2 separate regions of the Homo sapiens genome follow, and region 2 is linked to region 1. A link is an interaction called in ENCODE POLR2A ChIA-PET data of the cell type or tissue named here. Cell type or tissue: PC-3. All regions are shown on one strand. Links, peaks and the distances in the headings refer to the core of each region. The heading gives the core; the rest is flanking DNA. Region 1 has its middle 33 kb from the start of LINC02057. Region 2 has its middle 30 kb from the start of LINC02057.

Evidence for each region. Peaks named below come from ENCODE experiments on the same cell type or tissue, not always from the same donor. Only the 100,000 strongest peaks of a DNase experiment are listed, where the experiment ranks them.
Region 2: POLR2A ChIA-PET joins it to region 1 with 9 read pairs; 2 of 35 experiments call an interaction of 5 or more read pairs at or near these places.

What each region holds. Positions count from the first base shown.
Region 1 is chr5:61,295,687-61,301,071 of GRCh38, forward strand. No RefSeq gene overlaps it. Among named protein-coding and RNA genes, the nearest start is that of LINC02057, 33 kb to the left of the region's middle. In PC-3, for the core only: no CTCF peak of the experiment used is centred there; a DNase peak (open chromatin) is centred at 3,095; H3K4me3 peaks cover 673 bases; H3K27ac peaks cover 1,704 bases.
Region 2 is chr5:61,232,450-61,237,834 of GRCh38, forward strand. No RefSeq gene overlaps it. Among named protein-coding and RNA genes, the nearest start is that of LINC02057, 30 kb to the right of the region's middle. In PC-3, for the core only: no CTCF peak of the experiment used is centred there; no DNase peak of the experiment used is centred there.

The DNA.
Region 1 (5,385 bases), core at 122-5,121:
GACACTATTGGCTAACATTGAGGTGACCATATGTATCCAGTTGTAGCAAAAATACATCTTACATATTGATCAGAAGACAAAAACCACATATATCTCCATATACCAAAATTAACAGCAAGTTTCTTCAATTCTCTGAAACTTGCTTCTTTGGCCCAGTGTTCTTAATTTGTTAATTTATCAAGAAATTATAAAATTTGAAAGTGGGCCTCAAACACAAAATTGCTGAAAAATGCTGGCTTAAACAGCCACTTGAGCAATGCTCCTTTCACAAAGCTGTCCTCCCACTGTCTGTAGAGTTAGGAGCTGACCCCTCCATGCTCTTGTAGAACCAGTAACAGACTTTAGTCATAGCCCTGATTGCCAGCCACCAAATGGCTTGCTTGCAGGTCTGCTTCCCTGAGACTGCTGAGCTCTTTAGGGTCAGGGCTGCATATACTCATCTTTGTGTCTCTAACCCATAGCCCATACTTGGCCCCTCCAAGAAATACAGTAAGCATAGTGCCTGGGCTCACAGTGCTTTTTAGGGGCCCAAGAAAATGTTTTCCTTTGTTTTGTTTTCATGTGTGTGTGTGGGTGGTTTTTGTGTGTGTGTGTGAGACAGGGTCTCTATCTGTTGTCCACGTTGGAGCACAGTAGTCCAGTCTCAGCTCACAGCAGCCTTGACCTCCTCAGCTAAGGCAATCCTCCTACCTCAGCCTCCTGAGTAGCTGGGACTACAGGTGTGCATCACCACCCCTAGCTAAAGAAAATGTTTTAATTTATTTTAAAATCAAAAGAAAAAAATGAACTGTCAGGACAGAAGAAAATGTTTCAATTTTTCCTCGCATTAGAAAAAAATGAAATTTTTAGGACCCACAAAATCTATTAAGCTATTTTAATTTTTCTAATGGAGGAAGGGGCCCAAGAAGGCAAAGGTCCTAGGACCCACAAAAGTCACAGTATGGTCCTGGTGTTGAAGGAATAAGTAAACAAACAAATGAGTATGTAATAGCTGTTTAAAATGCACTGCAAATGATAAAGTACCATGGAAACATGGCTGGTTATTAAAAGCTGACAATTTTATTGCTGTTTTAGACTTCTCCTGCCCTTTAGGACATTATGCTCCAAGGAGTTTACATTTTTTTAATTGAAAAATTTTCTTAGTCATATCTATATTTTCTTCCTCTGACATAAAATCTTCCAGTGACTTTTTATGAAGATATTTGGGTGTTGATAGGAAGAGGGCAGTTAATGCACATAATATGAAGTCTCCACTAGCCAGAAGACACATCCTGATAGCTCAGTATTCCAAACTTAAAATGAACCCACTGCATGAAAGCTCAATTCCTACAGAAGGTAGACCAAGGGAACTGTTTTTGTTTTGTTTTGGTTGTTTTTTTTTTTCATTTTTGAGACAGAGTCTTGCTCTGTTGCCCAGGCTGGAGTGCAGTGGCGTGCTCTCTGAGTGCAGTGGCACAGTCTTGGCTCACTGCAACCTCCGCCTCTCAGGTTCAAGCTATTCTCCTGCCTCAGCCTCCCAAATAGTAGCTGGGATTATAGGCATGCACCACCATTAATGGATTTTTTTTTTTCAGAGTCTTACTCTGTCACCCAGGCTGGAGTGCAGTGGCACAATCTTGGCAGAGACGGGGTTTCACCATGTTGGCCAGGCTGGTTTTGAACTCCTGACCTCAGGTGATCCACACGCCTTGGTCTCCCGAAGTGCTGGGATTACAGGCATGAGCCACTGTGCCCAGCTGGGGACTGTTATTTTTTTACAAAAAAGGGATCTATAAGCCTTAACTGTCATGTGTGTATTATTAACACTCTGCAGCCATGGTTCTCCTCTGAAAAAAAAAAAAAAAAAAAGAACTAGAGCATTTCTGAGGGGATCTGGTGCTATAGTCTATCCTTTGAGTTGATTGATGACAAATGAATCCTCGCACCTTCTGTTTTGGAAAATACAAATGCTGGGGATGCTCCAGCTCAGGAGATCTTCCAAGGGATTTTGAGGCTGTTCTGACCTGGACAATGCTAGAGGAGAGGATACCCTGGGCTTCCTCACTTTACCAAAGAGAATCCAGGCACATCCTTTTCTGGCAGTCTTGAAGGGCCTAACTATCTAAGAAAGAATCTTCACTCCCTGAAATGATTCTCAGTGGAATTCTTTAAAATATGAGTTATCATAGTACATTAAAACATGAGAGTACAAAATGACAACAAGTGTGGACTTAAGGAAAGGATTTATTTTTCCTTTTCTTTCTCTTCTATGTTTTCTATATGTGGCTAGAGTGGTCTTACATAAATAAATGAACAAGACAATTTATGGAGCCCCAAGCCCTGCTCGAAGCATGCTATATATGTTATTTCCTTTAAGGAGAGAAATTAAATGTGATTTCCAAAAGTTGTTTTGTGGAATAATTGAGGAAGACATTATTGTTCTACCTGCAACATTAGGATGAAAGCACAGTGAGCTATAATAGAAAACCTGCCACGTTATTTCCTTCCTGTTTCAATTCTTGACTTGTATGTTCCTAGGCCAGACTTCCTGGAGGTGAGCAGCCAGAGTGGACAGCGAGAGCAGCAAAGGGTAACTACCACCTTGTGAGTGCCTCCAGGCAAGCTGCATTCTAGGCATCTTTTATCACGAACAAATATCATGATGGCCAACTTTTGGGGAAAGCTCCTGTATGCCATTTATTATTCCAGGTGCTTTTATGTTTATTCACTGATGTAATCTTCCCAGTACACTAATATAGTAGGTCCTATTATTATCACTCTCACTTTAGAAGTGAGGACACTTGCTCAGAGAGAAGGTCAGTATCTTGGTCAAGACCATCCAACTAGTAAGGCATATACAAGTCTGGAACCCTGGAACCGAAACCCCAACCCCAGGGTTATGGAGCATAATATAAGGCTCACAACAATTCTAAGAAGTAGAGTTTTTCATTATCCCCATTTGACTTGAGGGGAACATGAGATTTAGACTGGCTAAGTAACTTTCTCAAGGTTATCTCGTTAGTAAATAGCAGTGCTGGGAAGTTTACCCAAGCAGCAGGCCACTGAGTCAATGTGTTGAATCATTTCAACACACAGAGTCTCCACATTCAGAATGGCACCTGCAGCCTGTTTGCTGAAAACGGATACAGTAGTGACAGAGAGCCTGGAGAGCAGAGAAAGGAGAGGAAATGATGCATGTGGGACAGGGCCGGGAACAGAGAAGAGGCTCTGCGGAAGACAGGAGAAAGGGAAAGGGGAACGGCGCTGTGCTTTGTGGAGCAATAGTGGAGATAGTGCAGCTTTCCAGGACACAAGGAGAGAAAACAAATCAGAAAATGGGTAAGGCAGAGAGATTTAACAGAAGCTTGGGGCTAGGGGAGAAGGCACTGGAAGGGGAAAGAAGGAGAAGGTGAACAAATGATAGAGGCTACAGTACAAATGTCTGGGTGAGTCCCATACCACCAGCTTATGGAAGGCCAGCGTTGGGTGGGTGAGGTGAGAGCTCACCATGCACCCAGATATCCTGCTGTTGCGTGCAGAAGACCACACACTGCAGCACCAGGCAGCCCTCTCTTCATGAGGGTCACACACATGTGAGGATTGTAAGACGAGGCCCTTGGGGCTCTGTTCACAACAAAAACATTGTACGAGCCTTTTACACATGACTCAGTGTGTATTGTGTGTCTGACTGAAAAAAGATCAGCTTTACCTACAAGTGCTAACGTGTTGGCCGAGTTGAAAGGAGTGCACAATTACATAAGAAATAAAAATACCAGGGGAGCAAGCAGTTTACCACCTTGTATGGGACACGCTGAATCTCCAGAGGAAAAGTGCCAGGTGACTCCTTTGCCAACTGTGAGAATAGCTGTGGTTGGAACTGGGTGTTTTGTTTTGTTTTGTTTTGTTTTTACCCCAGTGTTTGGCACAGAGTCCTGAACACCAAGTGAGGCCCCTGAACCCTGCTTGACACCAGATTGCATTTTCTAATGTCATTCCTGTTTCACTTCATTTGAGAAGGACTGGATAACAACAAAAGAAAAAGCGAAAGAGTAATTAAATTTTGTTGTATGGGAAAAGTTTATGTGCTAAGCCTGCAAAAAATAGAGTGTAATGTTTAAAAGTAAGGATTCTACGACTAGACATAGGTTGAAGCCTTAGCTCCATCATGTCTCAGCTGTGGGGCCTTTGGCTAGTTACTCAAAGTCTCTGAGTCTTAATTTTTTTCATCTATAAAATGGGCATGACAATAGTACCAACTCAGAAAGTTCATGTGAGAACATGTGAGAGAATGTAGGCAAATAGCTTGGCTTAGAACCCGGCACATGGTGCCCAGCCAGTGTTGGCTAGTATTATCTTTAAAACGGGAAAGATCCCTTCCCCCAGTTTGCTCAAGGGAGGTGATATGGTTTGGCTGTGTCCCCACCCAAATCTCATCTTGAATTCCCACATGTTGTGGGAGGGACTTGGTGGGAGGTAATTGAATCATGGGGGTAGGTCTTTCCTGTGCTGTTCTCATGATAGTACATAAGTTGCATGAGAGCTGATGGTTCTATAAGGGGAGCTTTCCTGCACAAACTCTTTCTTTGCCTGCTGCCATCCATCTAAGATGTGACTTGCCTCTCCTTGTCTTCCACCATGATTGTGAGGCTTTCCCAGTCACATGGAACTGTAAGTCCATTAAACCTCTTTCTTTTGTAAATTGACCAGTTTCGGGTATGTCTTTATCAGCAGCACAAAAACAGCTAAGGAGGATAAGGCTGAAACAAAAGGTTGGCAAGGTGGAAGCTCTTTGAAAAGCACTTATTAATATCTGTTTTATACTGTATGCAGTGTGGCATAGTAAAAACTATATTAGATGAGGAATTAGAAGATGTGGATTCTGGTCTCTGGACCCTCATTTTTTCATCATTTAATAAGGGGGCTAAATTAAGCCCCATTTAATATTCCTTTCAGCTCTGGCATCTGTGACTCCAGTGCCCATTCATTCCCTTGCCTACCTGCAGCAGGAAGGCCGGAGAATCTCCCATTCCCTGCTGGCCTCCCAGAGATCTAGCTGATAGACTTAAAAAAGAAAAGAAAGAAACCACTCACACATACCTGGGAATATATCCCAGGTACTTTAAGTGAAAAAAAAAGATAAGTTGAAGTACTATGTGTAATTCTAATATATAAACATTCCATAATATTTTTGGAAATATAGATTTGGTAGAAACTATCTCTTAGGCAGGATTGAAGGAAATTTTACTTTAGATCTTACACATTTCTATATTGTTTGAATCTCATACTGTGAGCAAGTTTCATTTGATAATCAAGATAATAATAAAGATGTAAAAAATAAAGTTAAAACATGTTCATTATAGAAAATTTGGAAGAAAAAAGAGAAACATCACTTACAGTCCATCCCAA
Region 2 (5,385 bases), core at 183-5,182, 63 kb before region 1:
CCCAATGGAATAAAATTTAGCTTTGGATTTAAAATGTAGTGAGCCCTGACAACATTTGGTTTGGACATGTTTCCTTAGTCTATGCTTCCAGGCCAAAACTAAGATGATTTTTTTTTTCTGGTTTGTCTCTTGGGAGTATATTTTAAGACTAAGCTCGTGGGTTTTTTTCAGGTTTTATAATGAAACCTTTAGGCTTGTGAGTCACATGACTGACCACTACTTTTGCCGTAGTTTTGGACAAAAACCACAGACCCTACAAGCCCCACTGGGATTAGGGATTTTTGTTTTGATTTCTCAACAAAGCAGTTTGGACAAATCTGAGAGATTTTTCCAGACTCAGCAGAGATCTGTGTGAAACTCAGCATCTTCCTTGGATGCTTCAGCTAGCTTCCGTGGGTTTGGATGGACCCAGTGCTTAAAATGGAACTCTAAAAGCATAAAACCACATGAGCCAAAAATATTTTCCAAAATGAGTTTAACTAAGCTGAAGCTGCTGGGATGTGTGCCCTCTCTGTGCAGACAAGCAAATGTGTCCCTTCCAACTTGATCTCCAACTTGCCTTCAAGCACATAGCATTTGCAGTGTCACCTGCTGAGTAGAGCTATCCCTTAGAACCGAACTCAGGCCTCTTTAGACACTCATCAGAGGTGACAGCATGTTTCTAAACACTCAATAATTTAAGTTGGGCAAGAAATCCACCTCACCATTTATTTTTATTTTGTTCATCTGAATAACAAAGTGCCCATATGGTGGTATCACTTGAGAAGAGCTGACAAATAAACATAATCATCCTTCGAGCCAGTGGTTCTCAAACAGCAGGCCTGGTGATGGCGGGGCTGCTTCAACACCGCTTGGGGCTCTGGTTACAAATACAGATTCCCAGGCAGCCCCGCCAAATCAGAATTTCTGGGTGGGAGCCCAAGAATCTTTATTTTTAATGAGTTTCTCAGATGATTGTACACATCCAAGTTTAGGAAACACTTTTGTGTTTAAAAAACACCTCTGCTTCTGGCTGAGATGGAGTTACAGGGACTGGGTTTATCCTCCTGCCTGACACAACTGAAAAACTGGGCAAAGTGTGTGAAAGAATGGTTTTCAGACCAGGGACATCAAAAGCCCAGCGTGGTGATCTCTGCGAGGGGAACAAATGAGGTGGACTGTAGGATATTACCCCAGCTCACTGTCTGTGGAGTTTCTGGGCTGCAACACAGAGCATGGTGACCTCCCTGAGTCCAGGGGATAGAGCTGGGAGTCCTGGAAGCCACAGTGGCTAAAGGAGAGCTGGACACCGCTTGCTCTATGACAAAATCTCTTTATCAAAACAGATGATTAGGCCTGGCGTGGTGGCTCATGCCAGTAATCCCAGCATTTTGGGAGGCTGAGGCAGGTGGATCACTTGAGCCCAGGAGTTCGAGACCAGTCTGGGAAATGTAGTGAAACCCAGTCTCTACAAAAATTAGCGGGGCATGGTGGCATGAGCCTGTAATCCCAGCTGCTTAGGTGGGTGAGGTAGAAGGATTGCTTGAACCTGGGAGGTCGTGGCTGCAGTGAGCTGAGATCATACCATTGCACTCCATCCTGGGCGACAGAGATGATTAGAAGGCAATTGTATTTTACTCTCCAAAAGATTTGTCTTCGCTTCATAGAAGAGTCATCCCACGGTAGGGGCCTGGCTGCTGAATTACTGGAGGCCTGTCCTTCCAATATTCTGTGGGAATATTCTGTGGCTTTGGGAGAGGTGTGAGAGGTATGCAGCTGCTAACATGGACGAAGGCCAAGCAAAGAACAAGTTTACTACATGCCCTTGTCTGTGTTTTTAAGATAGAGATATTGACATATTGAGATGTGCAGAATATTTCTGTGGGAAACATAACAAAGTGTTGTGTTAGTTACCTCTGAGGAAAAGGCCTGAGTGCCTGGGATGTAGTGAAAGATTATTTTTACTGTATACTTTCTGTACTGTTTAAATATCTTACAATGCACATGTATTTCTTTTTCAACAAAAAAGCTAGTTAAAATAAAATATTAAAATAAATAAATCGCCTTAAGGATTTCATTAAATTTTTAATAAATTTTCATTTCATTTCCACAAACTCACTCATTATATAACTCTAGGAAATATCTACAATGTAAAGCAATTGTTATAATACGCACCTATGTGATAATTTATTCTATATGTCATTCACAATTTAGTTTATCTTTTATTCATCTGGCATACATAAAACTACACAAAAAATGACAACACATTTCATTGTTATTGTGTTTCAAATTGTTCAAAGGACAGGTTTTTGTCTTTGTTGCCTATTCATTTCCAAAATATGAGTTTAAAAGTGTTTAATTGTTTTGGGGATCTGGCCCAGTCTTACACAATGCCCAGCATCAATTATCTGGCTGTTACATACACATTCCTGTTGTCTCTGAAATCTACAAAATTATTCTATTTGAGACACTTAAGTGTCAGAAAAATAAGATATTTCTAAGGCCTTCTTTGTCTCTATGTCCAGGTTGATTTAAGATAAAGAAAAGCTTCTGGGTGGAATAAATGTTCATGCCTCAGGCCATGGGCAGCACCCCAACATGCTAACACTGAGACCCAGGGTGAGGGCAGCTCTTCCTAAGGGGACACTGTACCGCACTTGCCACTGTGTTTCGTGTTCTTTTCTTAAAGTCAGCATACACATGTTTTTGTTGTTAGGCAAAAAAGATGAGCTCTATGAATCATCTAAAACTTTCGCTTGTTCAGACAACAAAGATTTTTGAAGCTTAAAGAGTTAAGAGGCCCAAAGAATAGGTTTAACCAAAGAACCAAAGTCAAATAAAACGATTCTGGGAATCTAAATAACAGAAATCATTTCCATTCTTCCAAGCTGCTGATATACCATCATACCTTCTCTATTCATGGATTCCCACTACCAGGACAAATAAAGCAAGTTCCTTCTCTCCTAAATTCTTTCTCAAAAACATTGGGAAAGGGAGGAAAATAGGGATATGCTTGTGTTTGCTTGTATCGGCAAAAATCCCGGGATGATACACAAGAAGCTAACGATGTGCTTACCTGCAGGGAGAGGGGGTTGGGGAAGGGGCTGGGCCGGAGCAGATGGGGACAGACTTCTCAACATATACATTTTTATATTGTGTTGATATTCCCCATGTTAATGCATCGCCTAGTTTTATTTTTATTTTTTAAAGACAAGTTCTGTCACCTAGGTTCTAGTGCAGTGGCACGATCCATAGCTCACTGCAGCCTCAAACTCCTAAGCTCCAGTGATCCTCCCACCTTAGCCTCCCAAACAGCTAGGACTACAGTCATGTACCACCGTGCTTGGCTAAATTTTTTATTTTTTGTAGAGACAGGGTCTCTCTATGTAGCCCAGGCTTATCTCAAATTCCTGGCCTCAAGCAGTCCTCCTACCTCAGCCTCCCAAAGTGCTGGGATTACGGGCGTGACTCATTGTGCCATTTTTAAAATTAAAGTTAAAAAATATTTCTCAAAGTTTATCTCTTTTCATAAAACCTTTATATAATATGCCTGTGCCTGGGTCAAATGGATTGAAGTTGCACAAACTGACTAAAAACAACAGGCAGCTGGAGCCTAACCCTGCCTCCCTCCTCTAGTTATCAATTTGAATGAAAAGGGATCTCAAGAAATTGTCATTTCTTATGCAGCCAACAGACACATGAAAAAATGTTCATCATCACTGGTCATCAGAGAAATGCAAATCAAAACCACAGTGAGATACCATCTCACACCAGTTAGAATGGCGATCATTAAAAAGTCAGGAAACAACAGATGCTGGAAAGGATGTGGAGAAATAGGAACACTTTCACACTGTTGGTGGGAGTGTAAACTAGTTCAACCATTGTGGAAGACAGTGTGGCGATTCCTCAAGGATCTAGAACTAGAAATACCATTTGACTCAGCCATCCCATTACTGGGTACATACCCAAAGGATTATAAATCATTCTACTGTAAAGACACATGCACACGTATGTTTATTGCGGCACTATTCACAATAGCAAAGACTTGGAACCGACCCAAATGTCCAACAATGATAGACTGGATTAAGAAAATGTGGCACATATACACCATGGAACACTATGCAGCCAATAAAAAAGAAGGAGTTCATGTCCTTTGCAGGGACATGGATGAAGCTGGAAACCATCATTCTGAGCAAACTATCACAAGGACAGAAAACCAAACACAGCATGTTCTCACTCATAGGTGGGAATTGAACAATGAGAATGCTGGGACCCAGGGTGGGGAACATCACACACTGGGGTCTGTCGTGGGGTGGGGGCATGGGGGAGGGATAGCATTAGGAGATATACATAATGTAAATGACAAGTTAATCGGTGCAGCAAACAAACACGGCACATGTATACATATGTAACAAACCTGCACATTGTGCACATGTACCCTAGAACTTAAAGTATAATAAATAAATAAATAAATAAATAAATAAATAAATAAATACCAGACACCAATTTAAAAAAAGAAATTGTCTAATTGATTTCTTTTGGCTGCCCCTTTTCACAATCTTATGTCAGATGAATCTATAGGTTCTTAGAACATTTTGAAAACTAAGAGGCAAAATTTTACTTTGTGTAGTTTTTCCTTTTACAGGCATTTTGGGCACTTCACTACAGAATAACCTGTGTACACATTAGGAAAACAGAGGTGAACTAAACAAAGAGGAGCTAAAAAGTCTAAGAGATTGTGTGTGTGTGTGTGTGTGTGTGTGTGTGTGTGTGCAGAGGCTGGGGGACATTGGGAGAGGGTAAAGAAGGACTGGAGGTATTTCCCAGTGTAAACATTAGAGGTTTAATTTTTGCAAAGCAGCTTTTCTGGTGAAATATTGCTGACTGAATTTGGAAGTTGATGATATAATTCAGTTGTCCTCTGGGCATTGTGGGTACCCTATTATTTTCTTGGTTGAAATGCTTTCTCCCCATCTCAGAATAGTAGAGAAAAACTGAATAATTTCATATTGCACACTTTCCCTGTTGGGGAATAATTTAAGCACTACCATATGTCTTCTTATTTTGTCCTTCTACTGTCTCTCATGAACCACTGGGCTTTGAAAATACACATAGAAAACAAACACAAAGAAACACTAGAGAAGTGTGTGCGTGCGTGTGTGTGTGTGTGTGTGTGTGTGTGTGTTTAAAATCACTCTGGTGATTCCTCAATCACTGGGCCATGGTAATTATCCAGGAAGGTGTTTGAAGATATGCTCCACTGAAGGGGAGTTATAACAACCTTTAGAAACTGTTTAAGCCCCAGGAACTAAAATCAGCCTGATAGTGGCTGCACACGATAGGAAGAAATCATCATTGAAATTAGACCCAAGGAAGAGCACATGAAGTGTGTTTGCCATCAGCCAC